7 separate regions of the Homo sapiens genome follow, and all the other regions are linked to region 7. A link is a loop called in an ENCODE intact Hi-C map of the cell type or tissue named here. Cell type or tissue: endothelial cell of umbilical vein. All regions are shown on one strand. Each heading gives the region's core, and the rest is flanking DNA. Links, peaks and the distances in the headings are about the cores only.

Region 1 (4,304 bases), core at 206-4,205, 430 kb after region 7:
CTTTATTTTTAGCAATTTTACCATTTGGGTAAAAAAATGATTTCTTATCTTAAAATTTCTAGAGTAGCAGTACCAGTTTGAAGCTCTTATTCATAGGATGCTTTTAAAAAAGCATTTCATTATCCATTAATGTTTATGTATATACAGTGTGTTAAATCCTTATACACCAAAATAGAATTCTTTCTCAAGTGAGATGAAAATGCATACAAGGTAGAAAATTCAGAGGGCAAAAATTCTAGTAAAATAACCTATTTAATAGAATAAATCCTAGTTTAAAACACATTTCTATCCCATGTGCAATGTAGCTAAATTACCATTTCTATGGAACCTCTAACCTTTAGATTTCATGACTTTTTAGCGTGCTTAAATTCTCAATAGTATTATTCTTTTACCCTAGTGTCGTATGTTTAATATTCATTTGCATTTTTCTTCTGATTCAATAATAATTTTGAACTTTGACACATAATGGCTGCATGAGGGCTTAACGCTTAGTAAAATGGCTAAGACTTTCTTTTAACATGTGTATTATTGTTTTAATGAGTTTGTTTTGAGCTTGCTGAGCAGAGGTGATCTGGTCTGGGATTCCCCCCAGGCCAGAGCTTATTTTGGCAGTGGTTTTCTCTTATAGACAAGTTCTGTGAGTTCCTTCTTTCCACCTACATTAGCAATCCCAAATGTTTCTTGCATATTGCTGATTTGGTTGTCTTTTCTAATACCATAAGAAAAGTCCGTAAGTCCATACCTGACTTTTTCCTCCTGCCTTCTTTTACAGGGGTTCTTAGCTATGTTACATCAAATATTCTATGCCCCAAACTTGACAAAAGGCATTTTAATTATTTTCTATTTGGAATTCTTCAATTGATCTTGATATTGTTTATACCAACTATTGCCTTTCTTCTTTATTTAATTTATATCCTCAGTCATGACAGAAGACAAAGAGAAAATACCTTGCCACAGTTTTTCATAGGATCTAAGCAGGGGAGGCGGCTATGGTAACTTACGTTGACCAGTTAAAGAGTTTTAAATGATTTCGAAAGCAGATCGGCTTTATCATTTAGGGCTCTCTTGACCATCCTTTACAACTAGCACCATTCCTTAAAAGGTTGCCCAAGGAAGGTTTCCTTTAGGAAGGGAAACTGACACAGGAATAAGTACCCTGGTTAAAACCATGGGTGATAGAAGCAAGAGCAGAAGATTTATCTCGTCCTCCTGGCCATATTGCCTCCATCTGTCTCCAGGGAGAACACGCAGTACACTCTAACATGGGCAGTCTTCACCTAACGGATCCAGAAGAGCTGCGGGGTCAGTGCACACAGTTGCCGAAGCAGCTAACTTAGATCAAGACCCCACAAGGCACAAGGACAGAGGTGTAACAACAGTGTATTCTGGGGAGGGTGCAGAGCAGACAGATCTATAATAACGGTTGTTCACCGCAGCAACCGGGGCCACACAGATGGAGCAGAATAGCCCGAATCTGAGCTTTGATTCAGCAACATGCTCTAACCATGATGCCGTCATTTTTTCCTTCTGAGAAAAAGTGTAATCTAATGGGCTACCCTCTCACAACAGCGCCGGGATACTCAGGCTTTGACCCCTTCAGAGCAGAGGTCTTCCGAAAAATTAGGGGAGCTAGCCCGGCTGTGAAGCGACGTGAGGTCCTGGACAGAGGTTCCCTCTGTGGGCACCAGGCAGCGATGCCTGAGCCAGGCTGGGCTGGGCCGGATGTGAAAGGAGACCCCTGCACCCCCGGCGCATCAGCGGGACTCCTGCACTTCGCAGAGGGCGGAGGAGAGCGCAGTCCTGGGTGGGGGCTGCTCTCCTGCGAGGGGAGAAAGCCGGCCATGGCCCAGGCGGTGCAGACTCAGAGGTGGAGAGAAGGGACAGGAAAGCGGGGTGGAACTGCGTCCCGAAGGTGTGAGGAGGTGGCCTTGAAGGTTGAGGGCTAGGCCGGGACCTGGGCAGCAGGGAAGAGTGAGGGAAAGACCGGCTCTTCAATTCGTTTCTGTCAAAAGATGGCCAAATTCCACGCTGCCCTTCCCCCTCCGCGCCTTTCCTGGCCCCCCGCCCCCCTCGGTTGCTCCCAGGACTGCGCGAGGCGGCGGGAAGGTCCGGGAGAGTGAGCGCGTGGGGAGGAGGGGACGGGAAGAGGAGACCCTCCCGTGCCGAACCTCCCGCCCCGCCGGCCCCTCAGGAGGCTCTGGAGTTGGGGACTAGAGCTCTGCCGCTTTAAGGGGGGAGTGGGCGTCCCCTCCAGCCGGGTGACGGTCCGGGGCGGGCCCTGGCGGGCGTGCCTATGCAAACCAGGAGGTGGTGCCGGCGGTGGGCGGGCCCGTAGTAAAATATCGGGGGCGGGGCGGCGGGAGGTGCGGCTGCCTGGTGGGCAGGGCCCTGCGGGAAGCTGGGGGCGGGAGGAGGCCGCGGCGGGTTGGTACCATCGCGCGCGTCTGGGGAGGGGGACGAGCGACTTTCCCTGAAGGGGCACGAGCGACTTTCCCTGGAGGGGCGGGCCCTTGCTGGTCGCGGGGCCGGACGCTGAGGCGGGGCGGGGCGGTCCCGGTTCCCCGCGGGCGGGACGTCGGGCCGGTGGGGAGGGGGCACCCTCCGCTCGCGTCCGAGGCGGGGCCGGCTGTACCTTTCGTGGCGCGGTGCGGCGGGGGAGGGCCGAAGGGAGGGAAGGGGCGGGACCGGGAGGGGGGAGCCGGAAAGGGGGAGGCGCCGGCGGACAATGGAGCCTATGTGTGCTTGCCGGAGTGGGACGGCGCCGCCGCCGCCGCTGCCGCCGCCGGGGGGAGACGCTGCGCCGCCGCTGCCGCTGGCCCCGGCCCCGCGGGGCTGAGAGCCGCCCCGGACCCAAGCCTCTTTCCCTGCTCCGCACCTCCTCTCCCCTCCCCCACTCCTGCCTCCGGGGTAAGTGGCACCTGGGGGAGGGGGAGGGGAAGGACCGGAGCCGGGGGTAGTGGGGGCCAGGTCCGCGTCCGCGTGTTTTGAGCCGGTTTGGGGGCAGGGGTAGCCACAGCCGCGAAGAGCGGGGTGGAGGGGGGCAGAAAAGGGGCGGGGGCCAGGGTTGCGGATTTAGTGAGGCGAGTCTGGAGGAACCTGTGGGGGGAGGTGGGGGTGCTTCACGGGCGGTGGAGAGAGAGGGCATCTCTTCTTTTTTTCAAAGGTTGTGTCCCAAGCAGTGCTTGGAGAGGTTAAACCAGGAGAGTGAGGACAGTCCCAGGGTCCTGGGATGCAGGAGTGTTGGAGGGGCGAGATGGAGAGCTAAATAAGGGAATTGGGATTGAGTTTGATGAGGTCTGTAAGACCCCTGAGATGGATAGAGGTAAAGGGGACTTTGCAGGCCAGTGACTTGTTGAAGGGTAGGGGAGGTGGAAGCTAGGAAGAATGTGTGAGTAGTTAAGGGCCCAAGCAGGTGAATTGGTGATGTCTAGGTCACTGAGTCATTGTGGGGGTCTTGGGACACACCAGTGATTTCCAAAGTGGAGCCTGAGTCACTGGCCTTTGAAAGTTGCAAAGACTATTAAGATGTCACTGATGAGTGTTGGGTGAGCCTGGTGAAATGGAGATATCCTAAGTAAAACAACAGCAGGGTTGGTTATTATGTCCAGAGGGAAGGAGAGGGAGGGGCCAGAGGCCTGTAATAGTATTGCTGGGGGCCTTATGGGAAGGCTACCAAGCATGAAGGAGGAGGCCAGAAATCTGTCCTCCAAGAGGTCTGAAGGAGGGGGAAGGAAAAATGGGTTTTTAGTGATAGGAGAGACTTAGAGCCTAGATTGGAGTCCAGCTGGGGACTAATAAAGTTACTAGATAAGTTAGAGAAATGGACATAACTATCTCTTAGTGGAGAGTCTGTAAGATGGGATAGAATTGATGCAAAATTTGACTTTGATTACAGCAAACATAGGTAAATCCCTGGCAGTGATTTCAGTGGGGAAATGATTTTCTATGTAAAGAGTTACATTTTGGTCAATGATGGGTATTGGAGTATTAGTTAGCACTTGATATATTCAGGAATTAAATGTTCGTTTTGGGGCAGAGATTTGGATTTGTGCACTGAGCAAAGTGATGAATTAGAACTAACAGACAGTAAGGATAAATTGTAAAATCATTGAGAGATGGGAGGAGGGGGCAAAAGGATGTTGGAGGTAAGACTCATGTGGGTTTAGAACCTTTGTGGAAATTGTGCAACATGATTGTCCTGTTTTGTGTTTTCTACTGAATACTAGTGATTGGAAAGTTTTAGCAAGGAGAGATGTTTGCGTGAATAATGTGAAGGCCCTACATAAAAATTTAAGAAAGACATC
Region 2 (4,304 bases), core at 58-4,057, 220 kb after region 7:
ATTATTTTAATATGATGTATTTCATTAATTGTTTTTTGGATGTTAAACAGCGTTGCACTCCTGGGATGCATCTTACCTAGTCATGGTGTATAATTCTTTTTCATATTCTTAGATTTCATTTTCTAATATTTCCATTTATATTCAGAAGAGATGTTGGTCTATAGTTTTCTTTTCTTGTAATATGCTTATCTTACTTTGGTATGAGGATAATATGGCCTCATAGAATGAGTTGGAAACTGTTCCTTCTGCCTCTATTTCCTGGAAGAGCTTGTGGAGCAGCAGTCTTATGTCTTTGTTAAGTGTTTGATGGAATTCACTTGCAAAGTCATGTAAGTCTGAGTTTGTATTTGTGAGAAGGTTTTAACTACAAATTTCTTTACAGATTTTGGATCTATTCAGATGTTTCATTTCTTCTTGAGTTAGTTTTGGTAGTTTATGGGGTTTTTTAAGAATTTGACTATTTCACCTAAGTTGTCTAATTTGTTGGCATAAAGTTCCTCATAATATTCCCTTATGATGCTTTTCATTTAATTTGAAATATTCTTTTTCTTTTCTAATATAGGCATTTAAAGTCATATGAATTTTTCTCTGTGTTGCTTTAGCTGCATCCCATAAATTGTAATATGTGTGGTTTTCATAGTGATACAATTTAAAATACTTTCTAAATTTTTGGTAATTTCTCCTGATTCATTCATAATATAATTCATTCAGAAATATATTGCTTAATTTCCAAATATTTGTGGAGTTTCCAAATTTCATTTTGTTGTTGGTTTCTAATTTAATTCCATTGTGGCTGGGGAACATACTTTGTATTATTTAAATACTTTCATGGAAAGGGACAAAATGGCTGACTAGACACAGCCAGGAAATGCCTCTCCCACAAAGAGAATCCAGGATTTCAAGTAAAACATCATAGTTCAAACAGATCATTTGAGAGAAAACACAAAAAGTTGATAGAGAGGTGACAGAGACACTGAGGGTGAAGAAGGAGGAAGCTAGGCGCCTGCATGGAGTCACTCAGAGTGACAAGACCAGCTCCTGATCCTGAGCAGGTCCTAGGGAAGCAGTGAGTGAAGGAACTCCCAGGCACCACACTCCCGCCACACACCTCTGGGATCCAGACTACAAGAGATCCCATGACCCCCACAGGCATTTGAACTGATAGAGGAAACTGCCTTGAAGCAGAACTGGAACCTGCATGGAGTCCAGAGCTACAGCAAAAATGTGAGCATAGGCTCCCATTCCCCAAGGCTCTCCATTTTGTTCTGTGTGGCTCTAGCCCCTGCTGACTGCCGGGCTGGGAGAGAGCAGAGCTACCTTTCCCGTGGGACAGGGGCACATCTGATACACATGGCCCTTGTACACCAGCTCCTCCCAAGGCCACATGCCTGGCTGCTCCTGCAACAGGGAGCACAGAGCACAGCCTCCAGCCTCCACTGCTCCACCTGAGTATTTTTGCCAATCGCCTGGCAGCAGTTTGGCTCCCCGGAACACAGCCAGTGCTCAACCCCAAGAGGCCAGAGGGCAAAGCCATGGGCCTGGTCCCCAACCCCCAGGGATTGTGCACACTGCCCAGGGGCATCAAGCTGAGATCTGTGACCTGACCTCAAGCAAGGGAAAAGCCTCCACTCTCAGAACACTGAGAAGAGTGAGGCGTGAGTTTGTGGGCATGTGCTGGCGTGGGACTTGAGCATCTCTTCCTATGCAAAGCTGGCCTGGGAAGAGCCTAGCCTGTTGACCAGCTGCAGCTTCTGCCCAAGAGGGCCCCAAGGCTTGGAACACCTGGAACAACCCAGCGATCTGGATGCAGAATGCTTGAGACAAATCTAGCTGGTCAGGCCTCCTCCTGGGGCAAACATCTGAGGGAGGCTCAGTTGGGGGACTGCAAGCTCAGTAGACCCCATAGCCATCTCCTGGGCAAAAATAAAAAACCCAGGCCGTGGACGCCACACCAGCTGCACACTCGTGGCACTACCACCCTGCCCAGGGATCCTCCGCCCATGATCCACTGCATCACCAGGCCAACGCAGACATAGCCCACAACCCTCTCTGGCTCTGCCAAACACAGAGAATCAGCAGGTTCCCTGGAGTGGTGGGTCTCTTGTTGACCCAACCTGTGGATCTGACTGCCCCTAACGGAGGTGGGAGTGCAGGCCACCAGGACCCCCACTGGAACTAAGGAACATAGACACAGTGCTAGTGATTGGAGGGGGGTCCCTCAAGGCCCAGGAGCAGATACCACGAGGGAGACATCTCTTGCCCTCCCCTCTCCCTCTTCCCCTAAGCACTGCTGCTAATGCACATAGCTAACAGCATATCTGCTGGCTCTTACTCTTAAGTGCCATCTACTGGATCATGACATGAATTACACCACCAACCAAAAGTAAATTTGTTGGGCAGGCAAAGCCTGTGAAACCCAGTGCAGGAAACTAGCCACAATTAAGGAATGCCCACAGACCCTTTACCCTTTGAAAGCACCCAGAAATGAAGCCAATCGACTATACACAACATACACCACAGTCAAAACCTCAAGGGGAAAAAAAGAATATAAAAACAAAAAGCCCCACTCAATCAACAGCAACTTTAAAAAGACAAAGAGACACCAGCCCTCTCAGATGAGAAGGAATCAGTGCAAGAACTCCAGCAATTCAAAAAGTCAGAGTGTTTCCTTACCTACAAAGTATCGCCCTAGCTCCCCAACAACGTGTCCTAACCAGACTGACATTTCTGAAATGACAGACATAGAATTTAGAATCTGAATAACAAGGAAGCTCAATGAGATTCAAGAGAAAGTTGAAACCCAAACTAAGAAAGGCAGTAAAATGATCCAAGAGTTGAAAGACAACATAGCTATTTTAAAAAAGAATCAAACTGAGCCTCTGAAATTGAAAAATTCACTACAGGAATTTCAAAATACAATGGAAAGCCTTAACAACAGAGCAAACCAAGCTGAGAAAAGAATTTCATACCTCAACAACTCAACCAGCAAAAAAGAAAAAACTCCATTAAATAGTGGGCAAAGGATATGAACAGATACTTCTCAAAAGAAGACATAAAAGTGGCCAAAAAACATATGAAAAAATGCTCAACATCAGTAATCATCAGAGAAATGCAAATCAAAACCACAACAAGGTACCATCTCACACTAGTCAGAATGGCTATTATTAAAAAGCCAAAAAGTAACAAATGCTGGTGAGGCTGTGGAGAAAAGAGGATGCTTATACACTGTTGGTGGGAATGTAAATTAGTTTGTCCTCTGTGAAAAGCAGTTTGAAGATTTCTCAAAAAACTTAAAAAAAAACAAAAAACAAAAAACGACCACTTAACCCAGCAATCCCATTACTGGTTATATACCCAAAAGAAAATAAATCATTCTACAAAAAAAAGACACATGCACTCGGATGTTCGTCACATCACTTTACAATAGCAAAGACACGGAATCAACGTAGGTACCCATCCGTGGAGGATTGGATAAAAAAAATATGGTACATACACACCACGGAATACTACACAGCCATAAAAAAGAATGAAATCCTGTCCTTAGCAGCAAAAAGGATGCAACTGTAGGTCATCATCCTAAGTGAATTAACACAGAAACAGAAGACCAAACACTGCATGTTCTAAGTGAGCACTAAACACTGGGACTCATGGACATAAAGATGGGAATAATAGACACTGGAGACTACTACAGTCGGGAGGTAAGAAGGGAGGCAAGAGTTGAAAAACTATCGGATACTATGGTCATTACCTGAGTGTTTGCTATGGGTATTGCATGAAATCTGTGTCTTAATCTAAATCTAAAAAGTTCAGATTAATATCAACTTAATTCCCATTATAAACTCATTAACACAAATTTGTAAGTATTGTTTTATCTTTAAAACATTTTTTATTTGATTTTTTTTTTGGGGGGGGAGCAGTGGGGATGGAGGCTTACTTTGTCACCCAGGCTGGAGTGATGAGATCAATCATACACCAAACCTCAGCATCATAGAATATGCCCGTGTAACAAACCTGCACATGTACCCCTTGAATCTAAAGTAAATGCTGAAATTTTTTTTAAAATAAAAATAAATAAACCCTTTAAATTCATTATTGCTTTGTGGTCCAGTATGTGATCTATGCTGGAGAATATTCCACATGTGCTTGAAAAGAATGTGTATTCTACTGTTGGATGGAGTATTTGATAGAGGTCTGTTAGATGAAGTTGGTTAATAGTGTCTTAAAGTCTTTTATATCTTTGCTGGTTTTCTGTCTATTCTATCCATTATTGACAGTGGAGTATTGAAACATCCAATTATTATTGT
Region 3 (4,304 bases), core at 54-4,053, 370 kb after region 7:
TAGTGCAGTCATTGAAGGTTAAGTCGACCCTTTATGCAATTCTTGCCTGGGAGGCCTCATTGTGTATAGTGAGTCACCACCACTTAGAAGTGGACAGTGAGTCAGTAGCCTATTAAGGGGAGGTCAGAAGTTCCCCTGGCTCAAAATGAAAGGATCCAAACCCAACCCTGGGGTACAGAAAAAACAGTGTACTTATATGGCTGACTGGACTTGAAGTGCCATGGAGTACCTGGACTACTCCAGTGAGAAGGCATAATATGGCGGGTAAACGCTGGGGCTTTAGAATCACACAGGCCTCAGTTGGATTTCAGCTCTACCTCTGCCTTGCTGTGTGACCTCAGACAAGTTGCTTAACCTCTCTGTGCCTCGTTTTTCTATCATCTGTAAATGGAAATGATCATAACAAAAATTACTTCATGATACAAATGAGTGGGAAAATGCTAAGAATCAAGTAAATACTTAAAAAAAGGTTATTATTATTATTATTATATTACCACATCATCATCATTAATGGGAGTCGGGACAGACAGTTCAGGGATCAGGGATAATGGAGGAGCAAATTAAGGGGGAAAATAACAGGAACAAGTCTGTGTCTTTGATGTGGTGAGTTTTAGGTAGTGACACCTCATTTAGCTGGTGTTAAGTATGAAAGAAGTCATAATTTATTCTTTACTGCATACCTATGAAGGAATGAGTGATGTGTGTTCTCATAATTTCCATTTTGTAAAGGAAGATTCTGAGGAATAGAGTCTAAACAATCTTCATGAAAAAGTACAGAACTGATTCAGCAGCAGTTAGGAGCTAAGCTTCCATTCAGATCCTGTTGCATAGGGATAACTCTTCTGGCCTAGGCAGAGGAGACCTTGTTAGGTCTGTGAGTCCACAGTATCTAAAAATATGAATGTCATATAATCATCCTGTCATTCTTCTTCCTGATCTCAATTGGCCCTCCTGATTTCATGCCATCTGCAAATTTGCACATCCTTTGTGCTCCTTTTTGCTCACATTTTATGCCTTCTTTTACCATCTCATTTACTCTGCATGTTTCAATCTTTCTGGGCTTCCATTTTTCTTCTTTTTTTAATGCAGTGTTGTTTCTCTCTCTCTCTCTCTCTCTCTCTCTCTCTCTCCACTCCTTTACAGCCCCCACCTCCTCCCTCCACACCAATCAAATTCCTGCTTGTTTCTTGCCATATTCATTATCCTACCTCATTCCCCTCTTATTCCTAGAAAACAGCACACTCACCCTCCCCTCCTCCAACTCTCAGGCCCACCCTCCATAAATTCCAGCAGCCTGGCAATCAGTAACTTTAGCATCACACTTCACAGCTCTCCTAGTTTACACTACTTGTTACTACTCTCCTTGCTACTGCTCTCTAGGGTTTCTGCTAAAATAAAAAATAAAAAAAAATAAAAAAAGCTTCACTTTAAAAATATCTTGGGTACAAGTTGAACCTACAGTTAAGTTTACTCACACATTTACACATTTCATGATTTTATTTTAACTAGTAGCTCAAGTCCATGCTCAATTATGCAGTGAAAGAAGGCTAGATCCTTAGGAAACAAATTTTTCTCTATTGTAAAGAAGAAAAATCACCTAACCACTCAACAGAAACCCCAGTCCTGGGGCCACTCACCCTCTTATCTCCCTACTCCCCCAATCTCCAGCTAATGGGACTTTGCTTTTTCCTTTGTCGGGTCATTTATTTCACTTTTCCTGGCGCTGAGATGGCCTGAGTCTGTGTATGTGTGCACACGTGTGTGGCCACTGCTTTTCTTCCAAAGGACTCACCTCTCTTCTGCCATTTTACTAGGACACAGGAGGCGGCTCTCTGCTCTCGCTCTCCCTCTCTTTTTCTCCCTGCCCCCAACTCAGCCTGGGCTTTTTCCTGTCTCTTAACTCCACCAGTGCAGCAGCAACTAGCTGAGCTGCTTGAGAGAGAGAGAGAAGAGAGAGAGAGAGAAGAGAGAGAGAGAGAGAGAGGAGAGAGAGAGAGAGAGAGAGAGAGAGAGAGAGAGAGAGAGAGAGAGAGAGAGAGAGAGTGTGTGTGTGTGTGTGTGTGTGTGTGTGTGTGTGTGTGTGTGTGCCTGCGTGCGCAGCTAGGCCAAGCCTGCGAGCCTGCCTGTCACTGGAGAGTTTTAGTTTGCATTCAGAAGAAAGGAGGAGGGGAGACAAGAGGGGAGGAGGAAAAGGTGGAGGGGGGAGGAGTGGGGGGGCGCAGAGAAGGGAGGGAGAATGTCTTGTTTGTGGCTTGTCAGCAATTGCTTGAGACAAGCTTCCATGTGTGAAAGCTACTTGGCATGAATGCCTGGGCCGTACCAAGTGTCACCGCAGCAAGAGGGGGAGTCAGAAGAAAAACAGATCAGACCAGAGCAGACAATAGGCCCCTAAAGTGTTCCCCCTAAGTTGCTTTGATGTTGTCCTGGTGTCTTGATACCAGGAGGCCAGGGATTGCGGGAAAAGGGTCTTTTTTGTCTTCATTCACTTTCCCCCCTCAGTTTCTGAAATGATTCTCCAGAATTTCTCCTCATAAAAAAGGTAAGAGCCCTAACAATTCCTTCTTCGGTGGCAGGCTTGTTCGCCTGTGCCTGGAAGTGGGGGTCTCATTCCTGCGCTGCTCTGGAGGAGCGCTGGGGTCCTGCGATTGGAGCTCCTGCGTTGCCCCTGGAAGTCTTTCAAGGCATCCAGGACTGGGGATGGCCCCTCTTTCGAGGGAACCCCAGTAACACGATCTGTGCCTCTGGGTTGGTGGGGGAGAAGGGGTGGATGGAGAGGGCTGGGAGGAGGGTGTGAGGGTGGGAGGGAAAAGAGAGAGAGAGAGGGAGCGCGAGAGAGGGAAGCCTGGAAAAGAGGGAGAGAAGGGCAGAGCCTTGGTTCAGGGAAACCCCAGCCCAGAGCCCAGGGAGGCCTTGCAGGCTCCGAGCTGTGCATTCTCAGGCTGAGCAAGGGCCGGCCAGGGCTCCGCCGAGTGACTGCAGAGATTGCATCGAGCTTTGTGTGTGCCAGTGTGCCCGTGGGTCTGTGTGTGCGTGTGGACTTCCCACACACTGCCCTGGCGTGCCTCGCTGTGAAGGGGAGGCACCCCGATCCTTACCACCCCAGCCCAGACTCTCCGAGGAGGAGCGGCATGGCAGGCAAGAAGGGAGAGCAAGAGAACTCTGCCACAAGACGATCCAGAAACTTTTCCAGTCTCAGGGATTCCTCTGGTCGTAGAGACTGTTGAGTTGTGGGGTGCCCCGTGCCTCAATTTCCCCATCTGTAAAATCAAGGTTGCTGATCAGGGATGCTGTATGCCTCCCTGGGATTGAGCGAAACAGAACAGATCACTGTGTCTGAAACGCGTGGAGAAATCGTCAGCTAGAGATGCTGTGGAATCACAGAGTAGAAGTGTTATCATTATTCTTGATCATCATCATCAGGGTAATAAAAACATCATTAAAGACACCCTGAGACAAATAGACTGAGGAGCACAGATCAAGTGTCTGAGCATTTCTAAGGAAACAAAAAGCCTTGTTCCACCTGTTGGCTTCTGTCCTTTTTCTCTTGTGTCTTTTCGTTAGATTTATTGGCCGATTTGTACAGAGAATGGGGTGGGAGGGGTTGGGTTTTCCCCTTTCCTCCTCCTTGTACGTATTTTTGTTTTAAAGAAGGTCAATGTAAGATGCTTGAGCGAGAAAATGTGCCTCCTGGTATAGTAGTTTATTCAAGACCTTGTGTTTTCTGGGGCTGGCAGGGCATGCAGACGCATCTGTAAACTCTACCTTGGAGGTTAAAGATTTTTATTGTGGCTTTTAGAGATTAAATGAGATTTATTTACAATTGCTGTTTATCAGAGAGTAAATATCTTACTGTGTGTGTACGAGGCTAAGAATGTGAAGGCTGTTTACTCGCCGGTGGTTTTGTGGATAAAACCTTTTGCTTTTTCAAGTGACATCTTGAGGGATGGAACAGAGGGCTAAAATCAGTGCCTAACATTCATCTTAACAATTTTTTTTGAGGAAAAAAAATGTCTGCTTATTTTCTTGAATTGTGGATTTCCTTTCTTCTGTTCCTACACATTGATTGTTTAAAGGCTCTCAGTTGTAGCTCTCTCTGAATTCTCTGGAGGAGTTCTGCTTTCTTACCTAATTCTAGGTTTTCTGTGACTCTGCTACTTGTCCAAAAAAATCTGTAAAAGTCTAGGAGGCTGTGCCTCCTTCCATTCTAACTGCAAATGTTTATCAGACTGACTCCCTGTGATAGCTGGAGATTGAAGCAAAGGGCCAGCCCTGGCTGAGAATATTTATGTGCTTTTCACAGAGGC
Region 4 (4,304 bases), core at 135-4,134, 74 kb before region 7:
AAAAAACAGGCCACTGGAATTTGAATAACATTACACTGAATCTGTAGATTGTTTTGAGTTTCATTTCCATCTTAACCATGTTAAATCTTCCAACAATGGACACAGGATGTCTTTCCATTTTTTTAGTTCTTCTTTAATCTCTTTAAGCAATGTTAGGTAGTTTTCAGTGTACAAGTATTTCACCTTCTTAAATTTATTCCTAGATGTGTTATTCTTATGGGTGCTATTATAAATGAAGTATATTAATTTTCCTTCAAAATTTTTTTCATTGCTAAAGCAACTGGTTTTTGTCCATTTATCTTGTGTGCTACAAGTTTGCCGAATTAGTTTATTAACTCCCGTAGTGTGTGTGTGTGTGTGTGTGTGTGTGTGTGTGTGTGTATTATTTGGTATTTTCTCTATATAGGATCATGTCATCTACAAATTGAGATAATTTGTTTTCTTTCCAAACCATTTTTGCTCATCTTCTTTTTTTTTTTTTTGAGATGCAGTCTCACTCTGTTGTCCAGGCTGGAGGGCAGTGGCCTGATCTCAGCTCACTGCAACCTCCAACTCCCAGTTTCAAGCAATTCTTCTGCCTCAGCCTCCAGAGTTGCTGAGACTACAGGTGCCCACCACCACACCCAATTAATTTTTATATTTTTAGTAGAGACAGTGTTTCACCATATTGGCCAGGCTGGTCTCGAACTCCTGACCTCGTGATCCGCCTGCCTCGGCCTCCCAAAGTGCTGTGATTACAGCTGTGAGCCACTGTACCCAGCCTCATCTTCATTTTTGAAAAAGATTTTCAGTGGGTATAGAATTCTAGGTTGACTTTTTTTTCAGTACTTAAAAGTATTGCAAACTTCTTGTTTGTAATATTTCTGATGAGAAATCAGATGCCATCCTTACATTTAGTCCTCAGTATATAACATATTTGTTCCCCTTTTAGCCCTCTTAGGATTTTCTCTTCATTACTGGTTTTGATCAATTTGAGTATGGTGTTCCTTAGTGTAGTTTTCTTCATGTTTCTTGTCCTTAGGATACATTATGTTTCTGGGATATTTGCAGTTTATGGTGTTCATGAAGCTTAGAAAGCTTCCATCCAGTGTGTTTTAAATATTTTTCTATCCCTGTTACCCACTCCATTCCCCTCAGGGATTCCATTTACCCCTACAGTAGGGTGTTTAAGCCTCCCATTGATGGGCTTTTTATGTTTTCAATTCATTTTTCCCTGCATGTTTCATTTGTGTTAGTTTCTTCTACTACTCCTTCTAGTTCATTAATCTTTTCTTCTGCAATGTTTAATCAAGTGTATTTTTTTTAAACTTCAGACTGTAAATCGCAGTTTTCACTTATGGAATTTGATATTAAAAAATATCTCCCAATTCTTCACTTAATTAAAATTATAATAACTGCTGTAATGTCCTTGTCTGCTATTTCTAACATGTGTGTCATTTTCAACTGAATTATTTCATTCTTCGTTGTGTCTCATGTTTTCCTGTCACTTGCCTGCTTGAGATTCTGGGATTTGATGCCACACATTTGATGTCAATGCCCAAATGTGCCCAGTGGCACAACACGGCCTCAGTGTCCATGCACACCCAAACTTGTGCAGCAGGAGAGGCAGGAGAGCAGAGGCGAGTGTGCCACACATGGGGTAGGGAGTACCCCACTTGTGCTTGGGGCTTTCCTCTGCCTCATTGAAAAAATAAGTGTTCCTTTTCTTTTCCATAAGACCTGCCCTATTTCAAGCCCTGTCCCTCCAATGATAGGACAGTCCTCTCTCCAGTCTCATGCCTGCCAATGGGCGGACAATGGTTCAAAACAATTCAGGGGAGAAAGCATTGTCCTGTTAACAAATTCTGCTGAAAAAATGGACATCCATAGGCAAAAATAGAAAAAAATCCACAACCGATGTTGGCAAGGTTGCATAGAAAAAGGAATGCTTTTACACTGTTGGTGGGAGTGTAAGTCAGTCTAACCATTGGGAAAGACACTGTGGCTACTCCTCAAAGACCTACAGGCAGAAATACCATTTGACCAGTAATTCCACTACTGGGCATATACCCAAAGGAATATAAGTCATTCTGTTATAAAGATACATGCTGGCATATGTCCACTGCAGCACTATGTGTACAGGATGGAACATGAAGGCAGACTAGGAGCATGACCACTGAAGCACAGCATCACAGGGAGACGGTTAGGCCTCCAGATAACTGCGGGCGAGCCTGACTGATGTCAGGCCCTCCACAAGAGGTGGAGGAGTAGAATCTTTGCTAAACTCCCCAGGGGAAAGGGAGACTCCCTTACCCAGTCCACTAAGTAGTGGGTGTTTTTCCTTGACACTGAGGCTACCGCTAGACCACGGTCCACATGGCAATGGGCGTCTTCCCAGATGCTGGCATTACCACTAGACCAAGGAGCCCTCTGGTGGCCCTGTCCGGGCATAACAGAAGGCTGGCCCTCTTGTCTTCTGGTCACTTCTCACTGTGTCCCCTCAGCTCCTATCTCTGTATGGCCTAGTTTTTCCTAGGTTATGATTATAGAGCGAGGATTATTATAATATTGGAATAAAGAGTAATTGCTACAAACTAATGATTAATGATATTCATATATAATCATGTCTATGATCTAGATCTAGTATAACTCTTGTTGTTTTATATATTTTATTATACTGGAACAGCTCATGCCCTCAGTCTCTTGCCTCGGCACCTGGATGGCTTGCCGCCCACGAAATATAATAACTGACACAGGCAGGGGTGATTAATTGATGATAAAATGTTCAGAGGAAGATCGTTAGAATACAAGATATTTATACTTTTTCAAACCACTTTCCAAATGAATTATAAATAAGGAGTCTTTACAAGTGAAAGATCTCCTAGGCCCCTCCTTAACCAACTGACCAGTCCTGGTATCATGATACTGGTGATGGACAAACTGGACCTTCTCTGCCTGCAGATGGGCTGAGGTAGGAAACTCACCGCATTGACTCTGCAGTGTTCCCAGCAAAATGTTTAGGCTGAATTTAATCATAAGGACATTTTCAGACAAATTCAGAATGTAGACCATGATCTAGACAGCTGACCTGTCCTCTACAAACAAATCCATGTCACCACCATCAGTGACAACAATAAAAAGATGAGATGCTTTGGGTTCAAAATGACCAAAGAAGTGTAGCTACATTATCTTTTCAATCTTTTTCAACCCAAAATGTCTCTTCTCTTTTTTGTTGTGTGATTCATGGTGACGTGGACTGTGTGAAGGAGATAGGTCAGTTGTCCTGCTCAGTGTTCTACATTCTGCAGTTGTCTGGTGATTACCTCCTACGAAACTCAGGCTAAGTGCTTTCAGCAAGAACGTGGCATTGTTCTTATTCTGCACTGGCAAAGTCCCGGGTGACATGCTGTCTCCTGCCAGCGGCTCCTGACTCCTGTTCTCTACGGGATAGGAATTGAGAGGAGCAGGGCTAAGGCCTCTCAATGCTGTTTGTTCATCTGGGCATCAGTCTCCTTAGGTACTGATCATAGTTGATCACAATTGGAGGGGGAAGGGCTGTGGCTTCTCAAATCAAAGGAGGCTGGTGGGTTAAAATCATCAACAGCATTTCATGGTCTTAAGTTCACTTCTCATCAAAGGATCCCTGTGGTGTTGTGTTTGATCTTGAACTTGCTTTGCTGTTTTAGTCTTTTCCATCAAGTGAAAAAACTACTTTGATGACATCCTTTCATCCTTTTCATTCTTCCAGCAGTATTTGGTATCTTTAGGGGAGAGAGAGACAAAAATCAAATGAGAATCTTTGTCTGGTCCTGTCTGGCTGAGTCTGGAGGGACTGCTAAGTGATGATAACCCAGGGGCAAACTGAGCTCCTGCTGGGAGGACCAGCTGCAGGGTAAGCCTCAGGCTGGCTGAAGTGGCAGGTGCCATCCACAAGTGAGAAGAAAATACCCCAGAACTTCCAGTCAGCCTGGGGTGCAGAATGTAGGGACCTCATCTATGCCCTACTAGCAACTGGTAACATCAGTACCTTTCTTCCTGATTAGCTCTGTTTGGAGCAAAGTGATTGCTTTTCACATCTCCCAGTGAGGATGTGCTTAGCATCAACCATGCATGCCCAGAAACAGAGGGCTGCAGAAGGAGAGGACCCTTTGCAGAGAAACCCACCCCCTTACAACTCCATGTCCCAGTCTTTTAAGGGAGCAGTGGGAAGGCCATGGGAAGAACCCTGGATGTGAGAAGCAGCAGAGGCCTCAGACCACATCCACATCCAGTTCTGCCTTTCACAACAGAGGAGCAGTGATGCCACAGGGCTAAGATTGAACTAA
Region 5 (4,304 bases), core at 153-4,152, 53 kb after region 7:
TTGAGCCTAAGACTGCATTCTTAACCTCCATACCATATTGTGGCTGGATTTTAAGAGCAGAATTTTCTGCTGTTTACTAAAAACAACAGGCTTTTAGCCCATGTCCAAGACTGATGATGATACACGTATGCAGGTCAGCTAAGGGGATCCACTCCAGATCTGAATAAGGATGATTGTCACATAAAATTAGTCCCCAAAACAGAGTCAGGGTGCAAAAGGATTGTATTTCGGTTCAACTAAGAAATGCTATAAAGCCACTTTTATGTAGCTGGCCAACAATGTGTTAGTTTTTATGAAATATGAAACGTAAAACTTATCTAGGGCACCTCAATACTATTAAATGTTCAGAAAACTAGCTTAAAAGCAAACCCGTTCTCCTCTAGCCACCCAAGATGCCAATAGGAAAGAAGGCTAAGGGAAAGAAGGCGGCCCCCGCCCCTGCTATCAGTGAAGAAGCAGGAAGACAAAAAAGTTGTGAATCCTCTGTTTGAGAAAAAGCCTAAGAATTTTGGCATTGGACAGGACATACAGCCCCAAAGAGACCTCACCCTCTTTGTCAGATGGCCCCCCTATATCAGGTTGCAGCAGCAAAGAGCTATCCTTTTATAAGCTGCTGAAAGCACTTCCTGCCATTAACCAGTTCACCCAGGCTTCGCACTGCCAAACAGCTACTGACTGCTTACGCGGGCCCACAAGCACAGACCAGAGACAAAACAAGAGAAGAAGCAGAGACTGTTGTCCTGGACTGAGAAGAAAGCTGCTAGCAAAGGGGATACCCCCATCGAGACACCACCCGTCTTTCCAGCAGGGGTTAACACAATCACCACCTTGGTGGAGAACAAGAAGACTCAGCTGGTGGTGATTGCACACGATGCGGATCCCATCGAGCTGGTTGTCTTCCTGCCTGCCCTGTGTCCCAAAATGGGGGTCCCTTACTGCATTATCAAGGGTGAGGTAAGATTGGGATGTCTAGTCCACAGGAAGACCTGCACGACGTTGCCTTCACACAGGTTCACTAGGAAGACAAAGGAGGTGTGGCTAAGTTGGTGGCAGTTTTCAGAACCAATTACATGGACAGATATGATGAGATTCGCTGCCAATGGGGAGGCAATGTCCTGGGTCCTAAATCTGTGGGTTTGAATCACCAAAGTGGAAAAGGGAAAGGTGAAAGAAGTTGCCACTAAACTGGGTTAAATGTACACTGCTGAATTTTCTGTAAATAAAAAGAATAAAAATTCTCCTTCAAAAAATGTAAAAATAAAAGCAAACCCAGCAAATCCAATGCATGTCAGTTTGGAGATCAATAAAGGTGGCTGGTATTCTTTGGAATATAATAAGTTTAACTATCTTTTTTTAATTTTTTTCCTTGAGACGGAGTCTTGCTCTGTCACCCAGGCTGGAGTGCAGTGGGGCGATCTCGGCTCACTGCAAGCTCTGCCTCCCAAGTTCACCCCATCCTCCTGCCTTAGCCTCCCGAGTAGCTGGGACTACATGCACCCGCCACCACGCCCGGCTAATTTTTTTGCATTTTTAGTAGAGACGAGGTTTCACCGTGTTAGCCAGGATGGTCTCGATCGCCTGACCTCGTGATCCGCCCGCCTCGGCCTCCCAAAGTGCTAGGATTACAGGCGTGTGCCAACCGCGCCCGGCCACCTGACACTGTTAAGATAAACTGTCGTATGCACCTAGTTGCAGGGAGGGTTTCAAGTATTAAGGGACTAGGAGATGTATGTACCTGGAACCTCCAGAGCCCTCCGATGTCATCAGTCCTTTCAAAGCAGACAGGTTCCAAGCCTTCTTCTACGCAGCACTTGATGGAAGAGAGCCCGCTCACTCCTCCCCCAATCACAGCAATTCTTTTCTTAGTCATGGTCTCCCGAGATCTTCACCTGTTAGTGTCGCCTGTCCTAAAGAAAGGATGACAAAAGACAAAAAGCACACATCGGTTAACATTTTTCAAGGAAGACCTTGGCCGTGGCATTCGAATAAATTCTGTACAAGAGGTGTCTTGAGGAGGACAGATTCGACGGTCCTCTTCACCAGAGGAAATCTTTCTGCTGGCATGGGGGAGCCCTGCGCCTGCAAGACCCAGAGCTGAGAGTGCTCTGCTGCGGTACCGGATCTCACCGCCTTTCCTGAAGCGCTCAACAGATCCTTCAGCTGCGATCTGGAGGAGACTCAACAGGCGGCTGTTGTCAAATTACTATAAACCAACAACGGACAAACAGCGAGAGCCAACGGGGAGGGGCTGTAGCACTCCACCTCCTTTCAGGGACCACTCCCCCGCCCACTCAGCGGCACCCATTCTCCCTCCCTCGATGGGAATAAAACGTGGGCTGAAGCTGCTTTGGGCGAAAAAGTTAATCCTACAACTTCTCTATATTTCAGCTGCTGTTGCCAGCACTCTCAATTACTTTCTCTGAAACCCCTAGCCCCGTCTGTGCTCGCTTCTGCATCCACTTTTAACTTCCTGGTTTTTGCCTTAAAGTGACAAACACTTCCTAGTGAAGGGAAAACTGTCAACAACCCCAAAGCCAGTTCTACTCCAAATGCTTAAATGAACACCTACCTTTCAGGTGATCTGTTCAAACAGATTGTAGCAGGATGAGCCACAGACAAAACTCCTCAGACACCGAATTAAAGAAGGAAGAGGTTTTTATTCGGCCGGGAGCGTCGGCAGACTCGCGTCTTAAGAGCCGAGCTCCCCGAAAAAGAAATTTTTGGCCTTTTTAAAGGCTTACAACTTTAAGGGGTCCACGTGAAAGGGTCGTGATACATCAAACAAGAGTGGGAAACGTGACTGGGGGCTACAATGCTTTTTTCATACAGTGTCAGGAATTCACAGATAACACAAGTAGTTTAGGTCAGGGGTTGATGTTATTATTATTACTTTTTTTAACTCCTAGGGCCGGGTGGTGGTGCCAAGGTTGTCTGGCAATTTATCTTACTTTTTTTTTTTTCCAACTTTTTGCTTTTTCTCTCCTCCTGTCTTGTGAACGAGGCAAGGTGGTGGGAGGAGGGCAGCAGTAGTAGCAGTGGTCTCCTTCCTTAAGATGATCCTGCCCCCACTTCCGCCCCCGGCTCACCTATACCTCTCTCCTCCCCTCCTCACAATCTGGATCTAAGAATCTACACTTCTGGAAGAAATTTACTTTTAAATCCCCATGCACTGAGCTGAGTGCTGGAGTATAGTGAGGAATGTATTGTTTCCTACTCAGAGGGGCTTACAGATTAGTGGAGGAGACCAAAACATAAACAGGTAATTTTAACGAAATAAAAGTATTTTTAATAGTGCTTTCACACAGTTATATTAGTAACCAAAAATACAAAATATCCACTTCTAAAATGTAACTTTTCAAATATAAAGTCATGTAGAACCACCAATATAACAGATACAAGATTTCAGGCACTGGGTTAGAACAAGGGCCCATCCAGACAAGGGTTCTATTTGACAGATGTGAGGGGTTGTAAGAGGCATGGATTGTGGCTCATGCCTTGGATCCTTGCTCTCCTTCTACCACTCCCTGAGTCAATTTTGCTCTTCCAATCTGCACCTGCTAATCTTGGACTTTTTCATGAGAGGCAACTGATATTTTGTTTGTGCCATTGAATTTTTTGTTGTATTTATAGCAACTTAGCAGACTCTAATTAACATTAATGTGTTTTGGAACTGTCGAACTTTTTTTTTTTTGAAACAGGGTCTCACTCTGGCACTTGGGCTGGAGTGCAGTGGTGCAATCATGGCTCACTGCAGCCTCTATCTCCTGGGCTCAATCTACCCTCCCACCTCAGCCTTCTGAGTAGGGACTACAGCTGTGTGCCACCACACCTGGTAATTTTTGTATTTTTTGTAGAAATGAGGTTTCACTATGTTGCTCAAGCTGGTCTTGAACTCCTGGGCTCAAGTGATCCACCTGCCTTGGCCTCCCAAAGTGCTGGGATTACAGGCATGAGCCAACAAGGCCAGCCTGTAAAATATTTTAAAGACTAATATCTTTCACAAAAGCATTCAACTATAAATGTGAATTTATACTAAAATAGTATCTTTTAAAAATAAAATTCTGAAGACAGTGTTTCAACACAACCATTTTATATGCTAGAAGTTAACTTAAAATGAATTACTTGTAAATTGGATAATTTTGAATGCACTAGAAGAAATGCCTAAAGGAAAACATGAATACTTTTATAAACTGAGTATTAATTTCCTCCTACTGAATCAGTTTTACAAATAATGCAAGAATTACTTTTAAAATGTAGTTAACAATGTAATTTTATTTTAATGTCCCCCTACTTCAATTGTGTCT
Region 6 (4,304 bases), core at 80-4,079, 70 kb after region 7:
AGAAATAAGAGACTCCATTTTGGTCTGTTCTAAGAAAAATTCTTCTGCCTTGAGATGCTGTTAATCTGTAACCCTACCCCCAACCCTGTGCTCCCTGAAACATGGGCTGTGTCCACTCAAGGTTAAATGGATTCAGGGCTGTGCAGGATGTGCTTTGTTAAACAAATGCTTGAAGGCAGCATGCTTGTTAAGAGTCCACTCCCTAATCTCAAGTACCCAGAGACACAATACACTGCGGAAGGCCGCAGGGACCTCTGCCTAGGAAAGCCAGTTATTGTCCAAGGTTTCTCCCCATGTGATAGCCTGAAATATGGCCTTGTGGGAAGGGAAAGACCTGACCGTCCCCCAGCCTGACACCCATAAAGGGTCTGTGCTGAGGAGGATTAGTAAAAGAGAAAGGAAGGCCTCTTTGCAGTTGAGATAAGAGGAAGGCATCTGTCTCCTGCTCATCCCTGGGCAATGGAATGTCTCGGTGTAAAACCCGATTGTATATTCCATTGACTGAGATAGGAGAAAACCACCTTAGGCCTGGAGGTGGGACATGTGGGCAGCAATACTGCTCTTTAAGGCATTGAGATGTTTATGTGTATGCACATCAAAAGCACAGGACTTTTTTCTTTACCTTGTTTATGATGCAGAGACATTTGTTCACATGTTTTCATGCTGACCGTCTCTCCACTATTACCCTATTGTCCTGCCACATCCCACTCTCTGAGAAATGCCCGATAATGATCAATAAATACTAAGGGAACTGAGGCTGGTGCCAGCGCAGGTCCTCTGTATGCTGAGCGCCGGTTCCCTGGGCCCACTTTTCTTTCTCTATACTTTGTCTCTGTGTCTCTTTTTTTTCTTAAGTCTCTCATTCCACCCGACGAGAAATACCCACAAGTGTGGAGGGGCAGGCCACCCCTTCACTACCTGATTTTTATTTATTGCTTGTCTCCTCCTTTTAAAATGTAAGATCCAGGAGATAAGTGGCCTCTATCTTCAGTACCATAGAGTGCTTGGCACATAGTATGTAATTCAGTCAGTGTCAGGCCTCTGAGCCCAAGCTAAGCCATCATATCCCCTGTGACCTGCACGTACACATCCAGATGGCTGGTTCCTGCCTTAACTGATGACATTCCACCACAAAAGAAGTTTAAATGGCCCGTCTTTGCCTTAAGTAATGACATTACCTTGTGAAAGTCCTTTTCCTGGTTCATCCTGGCTCAAAAAGCTCCCCTACCGAGCACCTTGTGACCTCTCACTCCTGCCCGCCACAGAACAAACCCCCTTTGACTGTAATTTTCCTTTACCTACCCAAATCTTATAAAACGACCCCACCCCTATCTCCCTTCGCTGACTCTTTTCGGACTCAGCCCACCTGCACCCAGGTGAAATAAACAGCTTTATTGCTCACACAAAGCCTGTTTGGTGGTCTCTTCACACGGACGCGCATGAAAGTCAGTATTTATGAATGACTCAAGACACAAAAATAGCTTCATAAAACAGTGCTTTGCTTGAGTTTTTATGAATAAACCAATCTGAAGTCATCCCTTTTCTAGCTCAGAACAAATTTCTCCCTTTTATTTTAGAGGAAGATGAGAATGGAGGGTACAAATTTAACATGAGTTTACTGAAGAAGGAAGCACCAAGATTAACCTAAATGAGAATACTATTCTAATGACATTAGCCAGAGAATAATATCGTTCCTGTTCCAGTACTGCCAATTACCATTACAAGTCCCAATATCTTCATTTACAATGTGGGGACAATTATAACACCTAATTATTGGTTATTGTGAAGGTTAAATAAGAAAATATACTTAAAGCCCTTAGGACACCACCCAGAACTTCATCAATAAATGCAGCTATTTTGTTATTATCATATTTATATTAGTGGTATACTACATCATAAATCCACTCAAAGCTGATGCTGAGTCACGGTGACCCCTAACTGAACACATTGCCTCAATCTGCTCCCCATAATGCACTTGAGATACCCACTGCCACAATGACGTCTTTGGTGATTTTAATTTACTACTATTCAGAGGTTCCCAATTTTGGCCTACAGGTCACAGGCAGTAAGAAAGGGATTTCAGGGACTAAATCAATTTATCACTAGGTAAACCGAACAAGAACAGTTTGATCTTATCGTGAATCACTGGAGGGCACGGAACAAGTCTTACTTCTAGAACCCCCAGGGCCCAGCGGAGTGTCTGACACATGATAGTCGATGTTGATTAAATAATAAATGAATGATGAACACATGCCACCTCCTTGACGGGCAGTTCAGGCAATCAGACGTCCTGTGCGTGATCAGACGCCTAGCGCTTCAGAAGCACGACTGGTGAGAACTGGGCAGCCCTTCCACGCTCCGCACTGCAAGAACTGCCTGTCCGGAAGGGTGACTGCACCAGCTCCGCTCCGGATATCTTGGCAGGACGCGCCCTCTGGCGGCGCCTCGCTCGTAGGTGGGCCCCAGCGCGCAGTCGCGCGCCCCCGCGCGTTGGGAAGTTGGGAGGGAGGTGCGCGCTTGGCCGCGCGGGGCGGGGCCTCTACCGGCCCGATGGAGCGCGCGGGCGCTACTAGCCGCGGGGGCCAAGCCCCTGGCTTCTTACTGCGGCTTCATACTGAGGGCCGAGCCGAGGCGGCGCGGGTGCAGGAGCAGGACTTACGGCAGTGGGGGCTGACAGGTGAGCGGGCTCCGGGCGGACTTCGGCCAGGCGGGCCAACCTATTGGGACTGCCTCTTGCGGGCCGGGGGCGCAGCGGGTGGGCCGCCCGGTGGGCAGTTTACCCGCTCGCGCCAGGGCCTTCCTTCGCTCCTGCCGTGGGCGGAGAGAAACTGCGCCCGGGCTTGGTGGCCACGGCCCCCGCCTGCGCGGCGCGCGGGGCCGGCGGACGCCAGATGAATGAGGTCGCGGGCCCGGTAGCCAGGCCTGGCCCCTGGCCTGTGGAGGGGAAACGTGGTGAGATCAGCGCCACCTGCAGGCCTCCGCTGAAGAGTTGGACGGCCTGGTGCACCAAGGATGTAGGTTTCCAGTTGCTGTTCCGGTGGGTTTGGGTCCCGGCCTGGGGAGTTTATTGGTTGCTTCTGTAAAACGATCAACTCATCTCCCAGCTTCAGCTTCTCCGTTTACTGTGCGCGCGCAGTTATTGGAGAATTCGCCACGGATTAATTCTCCGGATCGAGTTACGTGCGGTAGTGAGCGGACAAACTCAAGCAAAGCACTGTTTATGAAGCTATTTTTGTGTCTTGAGTCATTCATAAATACTGACTGAACCACGTACTATATGCCAACTTAGCTTGTCCGCTCACCACCGCACGTAACTCGATTTATTGACACTAGCCCTTACGGAGAGTCTGCAAAGCGCGAACCTTGCATGCCCCCCAGCCCTGCCGCTGCATGGCTGACCGTACTTCCTGCAGCTCCGAGACCCCGCTCTCCTCCTGGGTCTGCGCTGACTCGCCGCTGAACCGCCCCAGCCTCGTTTTCCTTACTTATAAGTTGGGAACGTAGTGTGTGCTTTGACTGTATTGACAGAATCATGCATCAGTAATAATACAGTCGTTTATTCATTACTTATTGAATGCTACTGGGAGCGTATTCTTAGGCATTGGCTACAAAGATGAGCAAAACAAATAGGGACCCTTCCTACCTAGAGTTTTAGACTAGTGAGAGTGCATTTAAAAGTATAAACTAATTTATTTAAGTGCTCAGTACCACGAAAGAGTAAGGTTTGTCATTCTAGGAATGAAACAAAAGGTGCAATTCTGTGTTCAGCTTAGAAGACTGAAAGATGAAGTTGAATGGAGAGGACGCTGACATGAAAGAGAAAGACCTCTCTCCTTGATTCCCTGAGTCTGTAAGAATGTGTGGCTGTAAGGAGTATGTATCCAGTTTTAAGTATGAGCTTGTAGACTGGTCTTTTTATGTTTGACTTTATCTTAACGAAAGTTTATGTTTGTGGGTTTGCCTATTTCCTTGCAAGTGTTGGGAATGGTTCTTTAAGAACTTGTGTGAGAGAGGGCTCAGAAAAGTGTGCCAGTTGATACTTAGCTGTGGATAATATGCCAGGAGAAACGTACATATGGGCAAGTGTTTTAGTGAAAATGAGGAGACAAGAGGTTGCAAGTTTGAGTGGATGGAATGGAGTGAGTAAATTCAGAATTAAGTAGGCAAATGTGGCAACTTGGATAAATTGGTAGTGGAGAAGGAAAATAGAAAAGCAGAGTCAAAGGAATGGCTACTGAATATTATAACTTGTAATTTCTATTTCTGTTTACCAGAATAAACTAGTGTTATGAGAAACTATTCTT
Region 7 (4,304 bases), core at 142-4,141:
TCTCACTTCTCTGTGATTATGGTTGGTTTTTTTGTTTTTTTGTTTTTTTGTTTTGAGAGTCTGTCACCCAGGCTGGAGTGCAGTGGTTTGATCTAAACTCACTGCAACCACCGCCTCCCGGGTTCAAGCGATTCTCCTGCCTCAGCCTCCCGAGTAGCTGGGACTACAGGCATGCACCAGCATGCCCGGCTACTTTTTCTGTATTTTTAGTAGAGACGGGGTTTCACCATGTTGGTCAGGCTGGTCTCGAACACCTGACCTCAAATGATCCAACCGCCTCGGCCTCCCAAAGTGCTGGGATTACAGGCGTGAGCCTCTGCGCCAGGCTGTGATGATGTTATCAATTGAGATCCAAAGAAATAAATCATGGAATCCAAATTCCATGTGCTACCAATATGGCAAACAATACTCTATTCACTCTCTAAAGCCCCAGTTCCCTGGGAAGTGATGAAATGATAGGAAACATCAAACACACCCGAATCTCCTCAAGCCCTCCATTTTTCTATCTCATCCAGTCAGTCTACCTGGAGGAATTACTTGTATTTCATGCTGACAGCTCTGAAAGCCATTAGAAACATTAGAATGGTAATCGCTGCTATCAGCTCCATCTGTCCTTTCTTACAGAGTGAAAACAAGTTGTTCTCTTCCTGAAAGTCCTTGGAATTGAGAGCAAGGTCTTCAGGGCAGCTGTGGGTTGTCGTTTTTTTAGCCACGCAACATTTTGAAGTACTACTGAGGAGTAAACAAGTCGTGGAATCATTGGCTCTTCCACCTACGGAGCAGCAGCGGGGCGTGAAAGAGGCACAGCCTCAGCCACCACAACTATAAAGTATGGGACAAAAATTAAGCAGTCAACTAAATGATGTCCTTAATTGATCCCCAAGACTAGGAGAAAGTATTCAATAAGCAAGTAGTTGCTGCTTACAGCCGTGCCAAAAGGGAAGAGGATCACAACTGTAGAGCTGCTAGAAGAGCAAAAATGATACTGATACATAGAAATTTTCAGAAAAAGAATTTCATTTAGCCACCTCAGGGCAAAGGTGAGAAACTACCACCTATGGTCAGCAACTCGTGCAACCTACCCTCTGAAGTTGTCCACCAGGGATTACAAACTACAAATTCAGCAACGCTATGGAAGAGAGCCATTCGTGCTCGGAGGATCGGGGATGGGGGGATGTCTATTGTCCCCATCCTAAAAATGTGGCCAACAGATTAGTCAGAACACCAGGAAAGCAAGAACTCCGCCTCTTTATCCTATTTTGAGGCGGCACTTCAAGAGGAATTATCATCCAACACCTCTGTCCCCGATAAATCCCTTTAATTCAAAAAACCATAGCCCGGTTCGGCGCGGTAGAAAAGAACCAAGAAAGGGAAGAGGAGCCCAGAAATCAACCCGCTGCAGTACTGACACCAACTGCGGGCATGGGACGCTTACCTTGGAGTCAGGGAGGCTGAACACGCTGGGGTCGTCCGTACTCCCCACCATGATCTTGTGCTCCTTCCCCGGGGCATGGCCGCCTGCGCCCTCGGAGCGTGCAGCCTTGGCGCCGTGGCGCTCCCCGGACACCCGGTCGCTGGTGGTGTTTCCCATGGCTGCAGCTCGTCGGGGACCACCTACCGCGGGGAACGACACCGGGCTGGGAACACCTCAGCCGCCGCGTCAGGGGCGCCCCCCGGCCCCGCCCCTGCGCCTCGGGACAGGGCAAGGGATTCCCCGCCCCAGGGAAGCCGAGCCCTGGAGCCCTCTCCCTCCTGGCCTGCGGGAACGCCTGCAAATACCCCGGTGCCCTCACTGGCCCTAGCTCAGGAAACCCGCTATCGGGACCTCCCCCGCGTCCCCGCGCTCACTGCCAGGGGCGCCCCCACTCCAGTCACCTCGGGCGATGCGCTCCCTCCTCCAAGGGCCACTGATGTGATGGCTGTTCTGCAGATCAGGCCACCAATAAAGTTATTGAAATTGAAGCCGCACCCCTCGCTGGCGACCAGCGATTCCTCCTAAAATGGCTACAAGGCCGGCGGCGCGGAGTCCGCCCAGTGCGCGTTCCCTGCGGCCTGCAGCCTCGGCGCCCGGGACCCGCCGGCCTCTCTAGCCGCCGCCGCCGCCGCCTCGATGGTGGGCAGTCGCACGCAGCCTCCAGCGCCAGGAGGGGGCGCCAGGCAGGGCCTGTCCCGCCTGGGGAGACTGCGCCCGGGATAATAGGAGCGCTTGGCCTCTGAGACTACCCGGCAGAAGGGACGTCCCCAAATGACACTCGGAGGCCGCCTCCCTGGGCTCCGGTGCTCGGTGCCGGGAGGAGCGGCACGGCTTTCTACCCCGCCTCAGGTGCGCCAGCACGTTTTCTGGGCAGCATCTGTGTGTTAGGCGACCGGAGAGGTGGGTTCCTTATAGGGAATAAGAAAACTGAAACTGACTTCCAACTGCAGGCAGAAGGAAGCAGTGGTCATTGCTGGAGGTTAAAACTGTTCTGACCGGGCGCAGTGGCTCACGCCTGTATTCCCAGCACTTTGGGAGGCTGAGGCGAGCAGATCACGAAGTCAGGAGATCAAGACCATCCTGGCCAACAAGGTGAAACCCCGGCTCTACTAAAAATACAAAAATTAGCTGGGCGTGGTGGCGCGCGCCGGAAGTCCCAGCTACTTGGGAGGATGAGGCAGAAGAATCGCTTGAACCCGGGAGGCGGAGGTTGCGGTGAGCCGAGATCGCGCCATTGCACTCCAGCCTGGCGACTCAGCGATACTCCGTCCCCCTCTCCCCGCCCCAAGAAAAATCTGTTCAGTGGGGAGCGACAAGGAAGGAGCTTTCAGCCCGACTGGGGTCGCAGGGAAGAATTCAAGATGGCGTGTTTAGGAGCTCTAGCTCCTTGACAAATTAGTAAAATGTTAGTCTTAGGAGAAGAACGAAAAGGCTCTCCTAGGCTAAGAAACAGCATACACAGTGAGAAACCTCAGAAGAAATAAAATTCAAGGAAGATAGCAACAACGAAAACATCAGAAGGAACACTAAAGGTATAAAAAGGGCAAAGACAGCCCTAGGGTTGGGAGGGATCCAGGTTTTTTATGAAAATTAGTGGAATCCCTAAGGTACTTACCTTTGTATTATAAGTATTTGCATGTCTCCTTCTAGAAACGTTTATCACTCTGTGTTACACAGACCAGCAGTGTTGGCGTCAACTGGGAGCCTGTTAGAAATGCAGAATCAGGCCCCATCCCCAGGGTTCTGAATCTGCATTTTAACAAGATCACATTAAAGTGTGTGAGAAGCAATGCTTTGACAGCTGGCAGAGAGCAGATCCAGATTTGATACCTTTTCATATTCTGCATGTACCTTATACAGAGTAGGCTTTTGCATTTGCGGAATGAAGGATACAGGAATACTGTTTACTGTAATCCATTTCTAACCAGATATGCCACTTAGGCTTAAACACGGCCAATGATGGGGAACCCCAAGTTACATAGGCCACCCTTTCTGAGTGAGCAGCTCTATTTGCTGAAACGTTCATTTTTATATTATGAAGTTGACATCCCACTTAAGTACAACAAATTCACTACTCCCCTATTCTTTGCTCTGCCTCTTATAAACTCATTCTTTGGCTCATAAACCAAAGACAGTTTACAGGAAGAAAAAAAAAAGGTACGATTTTACTGCAACTTCTTGCTCACCCCTCCAAAATCTTTATGTCTGAGTACATGCTTTTTGGTTATCCCTACTTTTCTCCCTCCACCCCTCAATTCCTTACCATAGGACACTGAAGCAAGGCCCTTGAAGATACATAATACATTAAACCTTGACTTGTGTAGTATTCAGTTTTCTGACCCCAAGGTGGTTTCACCATGCCAAATAATATGTCCTTGGTATGTATTTCCTTGCAGTAGTCAAATCAGCCTAGCAGAAACAAAGTACGTTAACCAATGGAAAACTGACGGAGAGAAATAAACTGTTTTTGCACAGCTAAATGGAAATGACTTTTGAATTATCTGCTTTGGAAGATTATCCATGACACTGTTCTGCCCTGCTCTGCTCTAACAACATTTGTAAGTCACTCAACAGTTAATAATAAAAGTCAGTTTTGAATATTGCAGGTTTTAGACACAGAACAAATGTAATGTGACACTGTAGGAAGAATGAATTCTCCTTAGTCCCAAATTCCTTTTTTTTTTCTTAGATTCGGGAATAAGTAAAGATACAAGATCCTCTTAACCAGTATCAGTATAATTGTTCCCTTTAGATTTATTGCTGTCACCCCAATGCTCTTCTTTCTTTCTAGAGGAAAGGAAAAGAAGGAGGTAATAGGAAAAGTAATGGG

The links. A loop is a pair of places that touch in the nucleus more often than their neighbours do. Peaks named below come from ENCODE experiments on the same cell type or tissue, not always from the same donor. Only the 100,000 strongest peaks of a DNase experiment are listed, where the experiment ranks them.
Region 1: it touches region 7 in a loop (7-fold over the local background); 6 of 110 quality-filtered maps call a loop at or near these places.
Region 2: a loop joins it to region 7, with 10 times the contacts of the local background. A loop is called at or near these places in 4 of 110 quality-filtered maps.
Region 3: it touches region 7 in a loop (4-fold over the local background); 4 of 110 quality-filtered maps call a loop at or near these places.
Region 4: a loop joins it to region 7, with 4 times the contacts of the local background. A loop is called at or near these places in 15 of 110 quality-filtered maps.
Region 5: it touches region 7 in a loop (8-fold over the local background); 32 of 110 quality-filtered maps call a loop at or near these places.
Region 6: a loop joins it to region 7, with 11 times the contacts of the local background. A loop is called at or near these places in 105 of 110 quality-filtered maps.

Annotation. Positions count from the first base shown.
Region 1 is chr1:147,597,431-147,601,734 of GRCh38, forward strand. The region is part of intron 1 of BCL9 (BCL9 transcription coactivator); the gene reads left to right. Among named protein-coding and RNA genes, the nearest start is that of BCL9, 58 kb to the left of the region's middle. RefSeq lists silencers at 1,900-1,979, 2,010-3,059. In endothelial cell of umbilical vein, for the core only: no CTCF peak of the experiment used is centred there; a DNase peak (open chromatin) is centred at 2,501; H3K4me3 peaks cover 1,910 bases; H3K27ac peaks cover 290 bases; H3K27me3 peaks cover 259 bases.
Region 2 is chr1:147,387,777-147,392,080 of GRCh38, forward strand. The region is part of intron 3 of LINC00624 (long intergenic non-protein coding RNA 624); the gene reads right to left. Among named protein-coding and RNA genes, the nearest start is that of LINC00624, 130 kb to the right of the region's middle. In endothelial cell of umbilical vein, for the core only: a CTCF peak has its summit at 2,336 (motif pointing left); no DNase peak of the experiment used is centred there.
Region 3 is chr1:147,539,136-147,543,439 of GRCh38, forward strand. BCL9 (BCL9 transcription coactivator) reads left to right here and starts at 2,366. Exons shown (of 10, transcript NM_004326.4): 1 at 2,366-2,539. RefSeq lists enhancers at 2,024-2,318, 2,037-2,791, 2,352-2,411. In endothelial cell of umbilical vein, for the core only: no CTCF peak of the experiment used is centred there; DNase peaks (open chromatin) are centred at 56, 1,846 and 2,176; H3K4me3 peaks cover 1,747 bases; H3K27ac peaks cover 1,117 bases.
Region 4 is chr1:147,096,154-147,100,457 of GRCh38, forward strand. It overlaps the pseudogene NBPF13P. Among named protein-coding and RNA genes, the nearest start is that of RNVU1-8, 14 kb to the left of the region's middle. In endothelial cell of umbilical vein, for the core only: CTCF peaks have their summits at 2,410 (motif pointing left) and 2,625; no DNase peak of the experiment used is centred there.
Region 5 is chr1:147,223,160-147,227,463 of GRCh38, forward strand. FMO5 (flavin containing dimethylaniline monoxygenase 5) reads right to left here and starts at 2,180. Exons shown (of 9, transcript NM_001461.4): 1 at 2,128-2,180; 2 at 1,736-1,907. The coding sequence starts at 1,870. It also overlaps a transcript of CHD1L not described here and the pseudogene RPL7AP15. In endothelial cell of umbilical vein, for the core only: no CTCF peak of the experiment used is centred there; DNase peaks (open chromatin) are centred at 2,192 and 2,482; H3K4me3 peaks cover 1,068 bases; H3K27me3 peaks cover 449 bases.
Region 6 is chr1:147,240,154-147,244,457 of GRCh38, forward strand. It overlaps CHD1L (chromodomain helicase DNA binding protein 1 like), which reads left to right and starts at 2,531. Exons shown (of 23, transcript NM_004284.6): 1 at 2,531-2,677. The coding sequence starts at 2,551. RefSeq lists a silencer at 2,363-2,982. In endothelial cell of umbilical vein, for the core only: CTCF peaks have their summits at 2,452 (motif pointing left) and 2,993 (motif pointing left); DNase peaks (open chromatin) are centred at 2,418, 2,968 and 3,268; H3K4me3 peaks cover 2,035 bases; H3K27ac peaks cover 871 bases.
Region 7 is chr1:147,170,554-147,174,857 of GRCh38, forward strand. PRKAB2 (protein kinase AMP-activated non-catalytic subunit beta 2) reads right to left here and starts at 1,917. Exons shown (of 8, transcript NM_005399.5): 1 at 1,876-1,917; 2 at 1,436-1,614. The coding sequence starts at 1,591. It also overlaps a transcript of CHD1L not described here. RefSeq lists silencers at 1,577-1,846, 2,017-2,246. In endothelial cell of umbilical vein, for the core only: a CTCF peak has its summit at 2,144 (motif pointing right); a DNase peak (open chromatin) is centred at 2,138; H3K4me3 peaks cover 2,898 bases; H3K27ac peaks cover 1,644 bases.